Linked DNA regions of Homo sapiens: all the other regions are linked to region 3. Evidence: chromatin contacts called from ENCODE Hi-C data. All regions are on one chromosome and are shown on one strand. The core of a region is the stretch at or near the end of the contact, and the rest is flanking DNA. Distances in the headings are between cores, read along the strand shown. Region 1 has its middle 66 kb from the start of OTOGL. Region 2 has its middle 47 kb from the start of OTOGL. Region 3 overlaps SYT1 (synaptotagmin 1).

Region 1 (4,799 bases), core at 1,272-3,771, 610 kb after region 3:
CAGAAAATGTGTATGTACTTCATGAAAAAATGGAAAGTTGTCAACAATTAGGGAGTATTTGTTCTCTCTTATGTTCTTGTTCTTGTTTTTGCTTTTACTTGTCACATGGCCTCATGTTTCTAATTGTTTCTGAATGTTTGTTACTTTGTTTTCTTCTGTCTGAAGTCTGATTCTTTCTGCTTCCTCATCAGCATGATTACACCCAAATGACCACCCTAGTTCCTGACATGTCAGTATCTTTTTAGCTTTTGCTGACTCTCAGTACTGCGATTCTTAGTTCAAGTTCACAAGTGAGTGGATCTGATGGGACTAGTAAAAGGGGCACATGTCCACCTGCAATCCAATCAGCTTATAGCCAAGGAGGAAGGAGGTCATGTGATATAAACAACTGGGACTGTAGAGTGAAGAGGCAGCTCTCAGACAAGAGGGCATGAGCTGGGCAGGCACCCTAAAATTTGTTGATGACAAACAAGCCAAATACCTAGGATGGCTTTAATTGAGAGTTGGCTGCTGAGGAACAGTTTGGAAAAGTACCTTATGGCAAAGATCATGTGTGTGTTTGTGTGTGCATGTGTGCGTGGGTAATGGGGGTGGAGAATCAGGCGAGAGAGAACAGAATGTACTTTATAGAAACAAGGCCTAAACAGGAAGGAAACTAATCTTCCAGATACCAAAAATGGATCTAAGAACAGTAGCTTCTCCTAGGGCTGGAGGATGGAAATCGTTTGGACTATCCAGAAAACTGGATCCTGGAGGAGGACAGGATCTATAAGAAAAGCCTTCTGATTCAAGGTGTGTGTGTGTGTGTGTGTGTGTGTGTGTGTGTGTGTGTGTGTGACAGACAGAGAGAGAGACAGGGCTCTTAGTAACAATTTCTTGGTGCAGCTTTAGCTTGTGTACGTAGAGTGGGCTTCCTGTACCTTCAAGAGGCCCAGATCATTCCAGCCCTTCAAACTTTTATGTAAAGTAAACAATAAAATGAGAGTAAACAATAACAAAGAGAAAGTTAATAGAAATAAATGACAGAAGAGAGATATTAACTGTTTGGTACATTACACTTAGACTAAATTAAGAGCTTGGAAACTATGTCAGATATATTAACCTTTTAAAAACTTCCATCCAGAAATTCCCATCCAATATGGTCAGTTAGCTGTGTCATTGGGTAGTGTGTTTGTGTTGGCCAGAAATGGAAAGGAGAGAAAGAGTTACTACCTGAAAAGAATTGGAAGAGAAATGTTTGGGTCCAGGGATTCCTTTTTTTTTCCTGAAAAAAATTGTTTTTTCTTTTTTACTCTTGGTTGGGTGGTAACAAAGAATGCACTCAAGCTCTAACAATAAATGAGTTGTGTCAAATCCAGCACATGTTTCCAAGCAGAATTTAAAAATATGTAGAGTTGTAAGAAAGTGTTAGCGATTATTTTTGGGGAATACGATTGAAGTAACTTGAGGAAGGAGTAGGAAGAGGGATGCTACTTTTTATTTTATACTGCTTTGTAGTACCTGACTAAAAAAAAAATTAAAAAGTATATGTTAACTTTATAAGAAAACACAAATATTGTCTAAGTTAAAAATTCACAAAAATACGTAAATACTAATAATACCTAATCTTTCTGGCTTGGTTGGGGAGTTAGGTTTTTGTGTAAATGTTTAAAAAAAAAACTGAAGCTATTGTAACTATTTTAAGTGAAAATCTCTCTAAGGTACATACTACTCCCTTGCTTTCTTAAAAAGAAAATGTATTGATGATTCAGGAATATGATGATCAAAGTGTGGAGAAACTCAAAAAAGGCTACAAACTTCAGTATCTTGAATTTTATGTAAATATCTAATCTAAAATAGTAAAACAGCATGATGCACAATTATGACATAAGTTATTCTTTTAAGAGTACAGTGTGCATGGTTCCAGGATTCTGGAATAAGGATATGGAAACAATGAAAAAATAAAAGTTAAGTAATAATGACCCCATCAAAGCCAACTGTTCTTAAGTATTTTAATATTGAATTGAGAAAAGGATAATACTGTTTCATTGCTGTTATAATCATGGCACTATTTTTTAAAATGACTGGAAACCAAATCAAATCCAATATGTTGCCTAGCAACTATGAGACACAAATACTTTACTTTGTTTCTTAAGCTGACATTAAAACACTACCAAAGATTCCTAAAAATACCTGCCTTAGAGTTCAGTTCTCAGCTAATCTCTTTAGTTCTCAAACATCGTTTTTTCCCCATTAGAACATCTGACATTAAAATTCCTAATATTCACTTTAGCAAGTACATCAGTAATTCATCAACTTTTTCTTCTTTTTAAATCTTTAGACTGTGCCTGCTATTTAAGTTACTTGTAATATTAGCACTTTAAAATGAAAAATCAAATGCCTAAAACATAAATAACTTAGCAAGATTTTTCTCTTGGCTTAGAGCATAATTGTAAGACGGCATATAGCTCAAAAGTTTTGGTGCTCAGCTGTGTGCTGAAGAAAGTATTTCCAAGTCTTTTACAAGTGAATTCCCACTAACTGGGCCCTCATCCTACAGAAACATGGTTTGTGGGGGAGGAGGAGGGAGTCTGTTTATAGCTCCATCACTCATGCTGTGTCATCAGAGCTGGATTATAAAAAGTTATGTCTTCTAGATCAGAGCCTTGCCTAAATAGGAAGTCTAGAAATCACCTAAACAAAGAGATGGCTATGCAACTCCCTGAAGGGGAGTTAGTTTATACTCCTGCTATGAGAACTATCAGCAAGTCACCGTTTTTTTGGAAATGGATTTTAAAAAACATTCAATATTTTAACAATAATGAATTATGTTTAGTTTCATTTACGTGGAGAAAAATGAAGGCAAATCACGTGGAGAAGATGTAATGTGAATAGAGATATAAGTACTACTTGTTTAAATTCAGAGAAATAATAATTATGATGCTCGCAAGTATTTACTGAGCATTTATTATGGGCTAAACACTAGGTAACTGCCTTACATTTAATCCTTATAACACCATGTAAACTGGTAGCTAGTGCTGCTCAGCTTAAATATGAAGAATTAATGGAGAGAAAGTTTAGGTATCTTGCTCAAGGTACACAAGGAAAGTGGCAGAGCTAGTTTCAAACCTGAGCCTATCCTGGTTCCAAAGTTCTTGTTCTTGACCAGGAAAGTGCAGTTAAGTACGGCTTTATTGTTCAGTATCAGCTAAAACCGGCCTATATTAAAAATTTTTATTCTGTTTTGAAGTTTTGTTAAGATGATCAGATAATCAAAAGATTAACAAACTTACTGGCAACTAGACCATTTGTTTTTGCTTAATTTAATCAAGTTTTAAAAATTCATAATCAACCTATCTTATAATAGTTTCATCTTATGCATGTGGGCTTTATACCAATTCATCTTATTTTCCTCCTGTGCTTTATATAATTTTATTCTCCTAGAGCTTAGTTCAGAGCATAAATATAAATGCTCAACAAAAATGTGTTGGATGAGTGAATGCAGTTTACATGTAGATCTTAGTGTGATTAATTTCAGTAGTTGAGCCTTTCAGTATATATTGACTTTGTCAAGGTCTGGATGAGGTATCCAAACTAAGAGCACCATGAATTACAGTAATAGTTAATGCATCTATAGTGCTTCATAGGCGTCAGACTCTGTTTTAAGTGCTTCACATACATTAGTTCATCTAATCCTGTCAATAACCTTAATGAGATAGGCGCTAGTATCTCAATTTTATAGATGAGAAATTTGAGGCAGAGAGAGGTTAAGGAATTGTCCAAGTTCATATAGATTGTAAATTGTACAGCCAGGATTTGAACCTAGGTTCTTGTGGCTCCAGAGACTTAACATCTATAGCTTACAGCTTTGATAGGATCAAAAAGAGAAGAATTGAATTGTACCAAGTTGGCTGGGAAGCATCAAGTTGTCTTTCCCTTCCCTTTCTCTTCATCTAACCTCATATCCCATTCCCTGCCTCACCCCAATCCCTTCTCTCACTTCCAAAGTGAAATACACCTAGAGTGACTGTCTTAGTTAGTTTGGGCTGCTGGAACAAGTTATTAGGTTGGTGCAAAAGTCATTGTAGTTTTTGTAATAATTAGTTGGTACAAAAGTAATTGCGTGATAACTTTTGCACCAACCTAAATACTATAGACTGAGTGACTTATAAACAACAGAAATTTATTTCTCATCATTCTGGAGGTGGAAGTCAGAGATCAGGGTGCCAGCATGTCTGGGTTCTGGTGAGAACCAGCTTGCTGGTTTCCAGACTATTGTATCCTCAAATAGCAGAAAGAGGGCAAAAGAGCTCCCTATAGTCTTTTCATAGGGGCACTAATCCTATTCGTGAGGGCTCTAACCTCATGACTTAATTACCCTCAAAGGCCTCACCTCCTAATACCATCACACAGGGAGTTAGGACCTTAACATGTGAATTTTGGGAGGATATAAACATTTACTCCATTGCAACAACCAAATTATGTGTTAAATAGACAGGTCACTTTGGACAGTACAAGGCAATGCCAATTGGATGGAACACCAGAACAACAGGCATCAACCCAGATGCCCTGGAAACTGGGATTTAGGATCACTATATATATGCTTTGGATTTGTTTTGTCCTTTTCTTTAGTGTTTGCAGTTGTATGGAGTAAGCACATTTAAATGGATGAACCAAATTTGATTTTATCAGCCCCTATGCAAGGATATAAAGCTGTGTGCAATATTTACAATTAAAAAAAGCTGGAATGTATAACCTTATGCTTTCATATTCTACACATATGTGTGGTAACCTTTGCTAGGTAAAAAGTATGCATATTT
Region 2 (4,542 bases), core at 1,458-3,957, 630 kb after region 3:
ACTTCCAACCTCAAACCTTACTCTTTTTCATACTTTCCAATCTCAGAAAATGGCAATATCAGTCTTCCAGCTACAGAGGCCAAAGAGTCTGGAGTTGTAGCCAAGCGTGGTAGCACTTGCCTGTAGTCCCAGCTACTTGGGAGGCTGAGGTGGAGAATTGCTAGAGCCTAGGAGTTTGAAGCTGTAGTGTGCAATGATTCAGCCTCAACAGCCACTACACTTCGGCATGGGCAACCTATAAAGACGCCATCTCTCTTTTTTAATGATTATTCATAGGCTGATTTTTAATCGATACACAATATTTGTAAATATTTGTAGGGTTCATGTAATATTTTGTTACATGCATAGGGTGTGTAATGATGAAGTCAAAGTGTTTAGGATATCCATCACCTCATGTGTTAATCATTTCTATGTGTTAGGAACATTTTAAGTCCTCTCTTGTAGTTATATTGAATCTTGTAGTTATATTGAAGTATATAATACATTGCTTTTAACTATAACTACTCTACCATAGAACATTAGATTTTATTGATTCTATCTAATTGTATGTTTATACCCATTAATCAGTCTCTTATCCTCCCCAACCCTTACAAGCCCTTCCCTACCTCTGGTAACTATCACTCTTCTCTGCCTCCATAAGATCAATTGTTTTAACTCCCACAGATGAGTGAGAACATGTAATAGTTGTCTTTCTGTGCTTGGCTTATTTCACTCAACATAATGATCTTCAGTTCCATCCATGTTGCAGCAAATGGCAGGATTTCATTTTTGTTAATGGCTGACTAGTATTTCATTGTGTGTATGTGTGTGTGTGTGTTTATCACAATTTCTGCATCCATTCTGTTTCTGGACACTTAGGTTGATTACATATTTTGCTATTGTGAATAGTGCTACAACAAACATGAAGGTACAGGTATTCCTTTGAGATATTGATTTCTTTTCCTTTGGATAAATACCCAGTAGAGGGGATTGCTGGATCATATCGTGGTTCTGTTTTTAGGTTTTTTTTTATTATAAATTTCCATATTGTTTTCCATAGAGACTGTACTACTTTACATTCCCACCAAAAGTGTGTAACAGATCCCTTTTCTCTGCATCCTAATCAGCATTGTTATTTCTTGTCTTTTTGATAATAGCCATTCTAACTGGGGTAAGATAATATCTCATTGTGGCGTTGATTTGCATTTCCCTAATGACTAGTGACATTCAGCATGTTTTCATGTATATGTTGGCCATTTGTATATCTTTTGAGAAATGTCTATTCATGTTCTTTGCTCATTTTTCAAGGGGATTATTTGTTTTTGTTTCTATTTTTTGCTTTTGGGTTGAGTTCCTTGTTTAATCTAGATACTAGCATCTTGTGAGATGAGTAGTTTGGGAATATTTTCTGTCATTCAATAGGTGGCCTCGTTACTCTGTTAATTGTTCACTTTTGCCCTGCAGGAGCTTTTTAGTTTAATACAGTCCCATTTGCCTGTTATTGGTTTTGTTGCCTGTGCTTTTGAGGTTATTACCCATAAAATCTTTGCCTAGATTAAAGTCCTGGAGTGTTTACCCTATGTCTTCTTCTAGTAGTTTTATAGTTTTTATAGTTCTCTTTAAAAAAATCTGGGATAATTTCTGACTCCCCTCTTTCTTTCACACTATCCTTCTGATCCAACAACAATCCTCTTGTCTCTGTCTTCAACATAACTTCAGACCATAACAACGTTTCCCCACCTCCACTGCTTCCCTCCTGGTCCAAGCCCTCATCATCTCTGGTCTGGATTGCTTAAATAGGCTTTTAATTTGTCTCCTTGCCTCTTTCCGTGCTCCTTGTCCTTCACTCCAGTCCTTTCTCACCAAGGCTGTCCTAGTTATCTTTTTAATACATTAGTTATATTATGTTTCTCTTCACCTCTAACCCCCACAGTGGTCTCTCATCTCACTGGGAATAAAAAGTCACAAACATGGAAATGGCTTTGAAGGTTCTATGTGATCTGGCCTTCTGCTCCAATTCTAACTTTTGCTCCTACCACTCTTCTTACTCACTCCTCTCATCACACTCATCTCCTTGCTATTCCTTGAGCCTACCCTGCATGTCTCTACCTTAAAGCCTTTGAACTTCCTGTGCCATCTGCCTGGGACACTTGTCTCCCATGTCATTATAACTGGCTCCCTTAAATATCACATTCTCACTAGGTCTTCTCTAGCTCTCTTTATAAAACAGCATCCTTCCTTCCCTCTTTGATGTTTTTCTTCCCCTTTACCTTAGCTTATTTTCTCTTCCTAGCAGTTCCACCCTCAGACATTATGTATTCACTTGTTTATTTGTGATCTGTTTCCCACACTGGCCCCTCTCCCTCAACTAAAGTGTAAACTCAATAGGATAGGGACTTCGTTTTGTGCACTCATTTTTCTCCAGCACCCAGAACACTGCCCAGCATTTAGTAGCTGCTCAAGAAATAGTTGTTGAATACATGATTGAGTAGATGAATGAAAAGTTATGATTAAGGTATTATCCTACAAGTTGGGTAAGCGATATCTAGAAAATCTGTAGAGTTGTTCTAGGGCTCCTGATCTATATTTGGAAATCGTGGTCCTTGTTTCAAGGCAGTGTCTTTTTTCTCCCACTTTCTCAGGTCCAATGAGTCCCAGTAAGCCACAGTTCCTAACAGCAAGTGAACTGTTTTTTAAACTGCCTACGTGTTTTTGGAAGTCCCAACCCAGCTGCAGCTTCAGGCAGAGTGCCCAGTTCTGGCCAGTCATCTCTCTGAGCCTTGCTCACTGCGTTGGCTTTCTGTTCTTTTTCTGGTCCATGGAGATGTTTATCTTGATTTTGTACCCAGCTAATGTCATAATGCTTTTATCTTTTTATATATTTCCAATCATGGCTGAATGTTTAGAACAGAGGGGTGTGGTAATTTACGAACTCACTAAACCATCTTGATTAGAAGTCCCCACACATTTCCAAATAATGTTTGAAATGTGGCCAAATTTAAAATCCAGGAGACAGTACATAAAAATTCAGATTTACTGTTTATCTTGAAAATTTGTATATTTGGCAACACTAAGCCAGCATTTCTGTATGTGACAACTGACTGGAGGTGAGTACTTGCTAAGACGCTTCAATGGGTCATGCAGTCTACAAGCTGCCAAGTCCTCCCCACTGAACATTTTGTTAAATTTGACAGAAATGACTTCACTCCTTTGCTTTATCTGCCTAACCCTTGTAGGTATTTTAATTTGTGATCCCTATTTTGAGAACGGTCTGAGCAAAAGCATCAGGTAATTTATTAAGAGGTTAGAAAATGAAAACACCAAAACCGAAAACAAAGCCCTTATTTTGAATAATATATGGGGATGGAGGAGAGAGAGAGAGAGAAAGAGCATATTTTATACTTTTTCTCTCTTTAGTGCAAGTTTTTAATTCTAGCTCCGTAGTCACAAAGTTTCCAAACCTGCCAAACTGCAACTTTTCCCTTTTAGGTGAGACATACCATTAAGGACTTTTCCCCCCATGAAAATGGCATATAAAACTTTCTATCAGTGAGTGCCCTGGAATCCAGTGATGCCATTACACAACTGAGAATATAATGTGTCTACTCTTCTGTCAAGGTAAGATTTCTCTAATTTATCAAGAAAGAACTAACTCATTTGATACCGACAAGCTTTTCTTCTGAAATTGAACTGAGTAGTTAAGAGAATCAGATTTTTTTACTCATGCAAGAATCTGTGTAATCATCTCCTCTTACCCATCTATCACAGATACTCTTCCCAGAACAACCTGTGGTCAGTTTGAGGAATTCTTACACCTCTTGAAGTCTAAATGTCTGATTTATCTGAATAGTGACTTCCATTAAAAAACGTACAGGCTTCCCAGCTACTCCGGAGGCTGAGACCGGAGAATGGAGTGAACCCGGGAGGCGGAGCTTGCAGTGAGCCGAGATCGCGCCACTGCACTCCAGCCTGGGCGACAGAGCAAGACTCCGTCTCAAAAAAAAAAAAAAAAAAAAATGTACAGGCTTTGCAAGAGTACGCATGGAATGGGCATTTGCCTAGTTTGTGTGACTTGTGGAGCATCAGGAAAACCTATTGCTCTCTATGTTTGCCTTGCTAGTGGGTCATGGTGCGGAGAGCAACCATGTTTCTTATTTATTCAGGTTAATGCAATGAAACTATTATTGAATGGCAAGTAAATCCTCATATGTTTGTGCCATTTGTCACTTCATTATAGATTTTAGATTTGAAAGGGCCATTTATACAATGCTGCTTCCTGAATACTTCGCCAGAAAACTTATTACACTATGACTTACTACTTATATATACTTATTACTTAACTGTGTCTAGGTAAGGGGGCTTATTGGTGGTCCAGAAAGTTCCATTTTTGAAGGTGTGGTTATAGCCTGTTTTTCTATTCAATTGTTATTTCTCTCCCATAAAAAGTTAGGACTTTTTCTTCAAAACAAACATTTACTATTATTTAGTTACTACATTTCCAAGAAAAATTCATTATATGGGCCGAGATTGAAAGAATATCAAACATCAGGCATGATTAACGTT
Region 3 (5,019 bases), core at 1,147-3,646:
TGTGTTAAGCATTCTGTTACCAGTATTTCCTAGAACATGGTATGTTCTTTCAATCTATAAATGTGGTTATTCTTTCTCTTTAGTGAAATTTCCTTGTGTGGTATTTGTGAATACTTTTCCTGTTCCATTTATTGAAACTTCTCCTTCAGGGACATCAATTTCCTCATGTTAAGTGCTTTTGAACTCCAATCTGTCACCTTCTAATTCCTTTGGTTCCCTTGTATTTACAAGCCATTCCTCGAGGCCGGTAATTTTATTTGCAGCCATGTTTATTTTGTTCCTTGCTCTGTCACCTTTTAAAAATTCACTCTATAATATTGTTTTTGTACTCAGCCTCCTTAGTTCTGTAACCTTCCTGGGGTTCTGTCAACTCATCTTTGAGCTCTTGTTTTTCTGAGTTCATGTTCTCATTAACTTGATTCATAGTACAAAGCACTTCTGAGGAATTTTGTTTTGTTCTTTGGACTATGTTTTCTTTAAAAGAGGGAGTTTCATCTTTCTTTTGCATGCTATGTTCCTTTCTTTTAAGGTTGATTGGTTTTGTTTATTTTCATTTGGGAGCATTGCCTTAGCATGTTTGGATGTTTGTCACTGATTTCCCCCATCTTACTCATACCTGAACGCTTTATCTGGATCTTCTCTGTTCTATCTAGTATAGGTGACTTATTGACTCAATTTCCATAGACTCTAACTTTTTTCCCCAAAGCTATGGTTAAAGAACTTGATTTTGGATACCATCCACTTAACTGCAGCCTAAGGAAATGGTGCAGGGAGTAGAGAGGGAAGGGAAAGCTCTGCTGAAGCTGTGTGACATCTGAGTTAGAACTCCTGGGCTCTGCACTTTTGGTTGCTCGTGCTCTCTCTCTCTCTCTCTCTGGGATTTGTTAGATACTTTGAACTACATTTTAATCCCTCTCTTTAATCAGAATACATATCCATCCTGAAGGGGAACACTCTAGGATTTTTTAAAATCATTCAGCAAATTTTTATTGAGCCCCTCTCCTTTGCAAGGCACATTCTAATCTAGGTGCTGGAAGTAAGCTGTGTGAACAAATGAGACGATTCCCCTTTCTAATGAGTTTATATGCAATGTGGTATCTTTACCGATACATGCTCTGTCAGAAAGAAGCAGCCCACTTCTGTCCAATAGCCAATCCACTACCCTTCAGACAAAAATGAGAAAAATAAGGATAGTCATTTAGTTAGTTTCTCTCCAGATCTGAAGACTATAGTGAGGTCTTGAGAGTTCAGTAATTCACCAGTAAGGTTCCAGGGGCAGGAAGGGAGTTCAGGGTTAGAAGCTACACTGTACCACTCCAAGATCTGTTCTTTTGTGAGCCAGCATTGTATGTGTGTGTGTCTGTGCGCCCACACATGTGTGCACACGTGCATGCATGCTTTGTTTTGTTTTAATGTCCATATTATTAGGTTACAGTCTTTTCCTTATTTCATTGCTGACTTATTACTAGAAAGGAGGGAGCTAGTGGTTTTCATTGTTGGTATCCCTTGTTTTTAGTTCTGAGAGAAAGAGAAAGAGAGAGACTCTATAATCTGCTTTCATTCTATCACCTGAGCCTGGAGGCCTCAACTAGTTCTTTTAACTCTAATTAAGCCTTAGAGTCTGCAAGTATAAGACAGCTGTGAAGTAGCTCTGCCCTCAGAATTTTGTAAGTACTTTAAGACATAGACAAACACACATACACACAACAAAACAAAACAAAAACATAAAGCTGAGGTGGTTTGGTTGGGTTCCTTGCCAGCTTAGCCTCTTACTCTTGGCTAAAAAACATTTCAAGGACTTAAACTGTGGAATAGTTCTAAGAAATTGCTTAGTCTTATCCCTGGACACTGCAAAATGGATTGCCTCAGATCTAAGAAACCCATTTATCAGAAAAATTCTTCAATTTCATGATATGTTATGGTCGAGATGTTATTGCACAATCCCACAGAAATCTAGTCCCTCTCCTAAATATGCCGAACACCTATACAGATGGAGGCAAGCAGAGAGAGGAAGGTGAGAGTGAACACTTGTTCCTGAAATCTCCCAAGATACCGGCTCTGGGTTAGCATTAGAAGGCCTAAGCACCTGGATCTATTAACCTAAATAGAAAAAAGAAATAACCAAATACTTGTTGAAATAACCAACAAGTATTTGGTTATTTCTTTTTTCTATTTAGGTTAATAGATGGAGCATTACCTAAAAATGAGATGAAGCATCACCTACAAATGTCCCTCAAACAAGTCATACTTAGTTCAGATTATAAAGAGAGTATTTGATAAATGCTGTACGTATAAGGGAATTCGAATGGCACTAGCTTACAGCTTCTTGTGTCACTACCATGCCTCTAATGCAATTTCCCCCATCTAGAAATGTAACCCTCAGCCAGTTGCCTTGAAAGCTGGTTACCGTGGAGATGATTATCAGTATTATGATGACCTATTTAGAAGAATTTCTGCATCACCAGAAAACAAATAACCACAGAGAGAGCCTTTCAAATGAATCATGCTCTTTCTCTGAAAGTGCCTTTACAAACAAATGCCATGGATGTATTGTGTTTGTGTGCTGTGTGTGGATTTGTTCATTATTTGTATTTGCAAAGGTTTTAGTGAAATTCCAGTTGTCTTTAGGCATGCCAAGAGTAGAGAGGGTAGTACAAACAACAGGCATAAGCATATAGACATCTGTCCTCTTCCTACAATTTGAAATGCATGGCCATGGCTGTATTGATTTCTCAGCAATGTTAACATTTCTTTCATTTGTACAGTTTTTCTTGCTCATCCACTGCTTTTTGAGGCTTTTTAAGGACTGCTGGAATGTGGTTGGCAGGTGGTTGGTAAAGACTGGTTTTTACAAACTGATTGGCCATTAATAGTTCCTAAACACACTATGACTACTTGATGACTATTTTGATTTTCTCAAAATTATGTCATGAAATATTCTCTTAACTTCTGTTTGGTCTCCCATTTTTCTATAAAATAGTTTTGTGTGTGATTGTATGCAGACCTAGTGTTTTGTTTTTTTTTTAAGTTTTTAAATTTGTTATCCATTAATCATTGCCCTGCTCCTTATAGGAAAGACTGATTTTCAGCTGCTGCCCTTTTTGGTTTTGTTTTGCTTTTGATTTTTCTTCTTCTTTTTTTTTTTTTTTTTTTGAGACATTTAATTTGCACTTGTAAAAATTTCAGTGATAAAAATTAAACCTTTATTATGTTCATAGAAGCAGCAAATAACAATATAAGCCAAATGTTACCCCAAAGAGGTCAAACAGATCTAATATTTTCCTTCCAGTCTATGAAGGTCGTGTATTATGGCATTTTTATATTTGTTCTTATTGTATTTTCAGGCACACTCCTTTTTCTACTCTCATCCTTCCACCCACTGTCACTTCTTCTAAGGTAATGGCAGGAATGTTCATATTTTCTGCTGTTATTTCATATCATCTAGCAAAGTGCTGGATAATCGATGTTTAATAAACCTGACCCCTCATATAACCTCAAAAGTTTCAAAAGTTCTTTAACCAGATAAACTCCATTTTTGTCTGTTCATGTTCACAATGGCCTTCCAGTCTAGGAATCTCCATTTTTTAAACCATGTACAGGCAGTCTGTTTTCCACAGAACATTTTGGGTTTAAGTCAATTAACTAATTTTGGCCCCATTTTCAATTTCTATACCATAGACTTGTCCTTATGCCCAAAATCACATTGCTCTGAACTGAGGGCAAATATCAAATTCATATTAATCACCTCACTAATATTCTTAGGCTGGTCTGAATGCTATGTAAATCCCAATAAAAATCTTAGTGTGAAAAAATTTTCTTCAACTAAATATAACTCCTTCTCTTTCAATATTTTTTAGAAGTACATTGACATTTTAATTAACAAGTTCTTACTTAAATTTTAACTCCAAAGAGTCTAGCACAATATATTTAAGTAGTCAACTACACAGTCAGTGTAAAATGTTGACTTCTGTCCATCTAACACAGTTGTATAGGAACGGTTTTACCTGCAAAGCACTAATAATACTTATTGGCGTATGGCCTTTGACTCATTTATACCATTTCCTAAAAGAGGCATGAAGGACACAGAGAGCTTTTCCATGTAACTCAGAGCCCATAAATGGTAGCTCCTCTTAGAATATTATGTCTACTCTCTTATTCAATTATTCAATAAAGATTGTTAACTCTCCCTCTAAAGTGGCCTTCAAATTAAGTAAAAAGTTGTGAGTTGTTTGAATCATATTCACATCCAGCACTGTTTGATTAAAAAAAAAAAAAATAGCCTTTCTGAAACCAGACTTGGAGTCCTAATCACCCAGAATAGTTCCAGACAAGATTCAGAATCAGAACTCTGACTCTGCCCAACAATTCCACTAAATTAATTCACTCTGCACTCTCTTGAATGGATTTGGAAGGCAAATCATGAGCTTGCTTTAGAGTATTTCCTCTTTGTCTAATCTTCACTCCTAGAAATGATAGTGCTTAGCATTTAGCACTTGCAATCCTTCCCACCCTGAAGCTAAACTGGGAAGAATGAGAGCAGAGTGTTCTAACCTTATTCATACCACAGGCAATTATTCAAGGAAAAAAAAAACATATTTCACAGCCTTTAATTAGATAAACTTGCTTTGTGAATAGAACACAATCTTCAGAAGAATGATGTGGAATAACTTTTCTCCAGAAACATTCCATGGCTTTATTCCCTCTTCTCTAAGAAAATTCATGTCCTTAACTGCTAGCTATCCAAAGCAAATGATTAACACCCCATGTGTCTTGCAATATTGTATGATAGCGATAATCTAATATTGATAACCTGCAGAACTGCTCACTCCAGGAAGCTATCAAAAAAATGATAAGCCAAGTGAAAAAAGTACAGCCACACAACAGAATGTTAATATTTATGTTTCTAATAACATTTTTTAAAAGGTTTCTAATTAATGTAAATATATTATGATATGGTTTGGCTGTGTCCCCACCTAAAATCTCATCTTGAATTCCAGTCCCCATAATCCCCACATGTCA

Evidence for each region. Hi-C counts contacts between places; a loop is a spot of excess contacts on that map. Pooled maps may share reads with other maps.
Region 1: a loop to region 3 is called in a pooled map, with 2.9 times the contacts of the local background. The contact joins two enhancer-like sites. A Hi-C loop is called at or near these places in 2 of 168 maps with a recorded cell type or tissue (IMR-90 and ascending aorta) and 1 of 50 pooled maps.
Region 2: a pooled map shows a loop between it and region 3 (5-fold over the local background). The contact joins two enhancer-like sites. A Hi-C loop is called at or near these places in 3 of 168 maps with a recorded cell type or tissue (IMR-90, K562 and ascending aorta) and 3 of 50 pooled maps.

The regions. Positions count from the first base shown.
Region 1 is chr12:80,031,075-80,035,873 of GRCh38, forward strand. No RefSeq gene overlaps it. Among named protein-coding and RNA genes, the nearest start is that of OTOGL, 66 kb to the right of the region's middle. Within about 2 kb of position 2,522, at least 2 of the 41 ENCODE cell types and tissues checked have a DNase peak (open chromatin) inside an H3K27ac peak, as active enhancers do.
Region 2 is chr12:80,050,489-80,055,030 of GRCh38, forward strand. No RefSeq gene overlaps it. Among named protein-coding and RNA genes, the nearest start is that of OTOGL, 47 kb to the right of the region's middle. Within about 2 kb of position 2,708, at least 8 of the 41 ENCODE cell types and tissues checked have a DNase peak (open chromatin) inside an H3K27ac peak, as active enhancers do.
Region 3 is chr12:79,421,820-79,426,838 of GRCh38, forward strand. The region is part of intron 9 of SYT1 (synaptotagmin 1); the gene reads left to right. Among named protein-coding and RNA genes, the nearest start is that of MIR1252, 5.1 kb to the left of the region's middle. Within about 2 kb of position 2,397, at least 4 of the 41 ENCODE cell types and tissues checked have a DNase peak (open chromatin) inside an H3K27ac peak, as active enhancers do.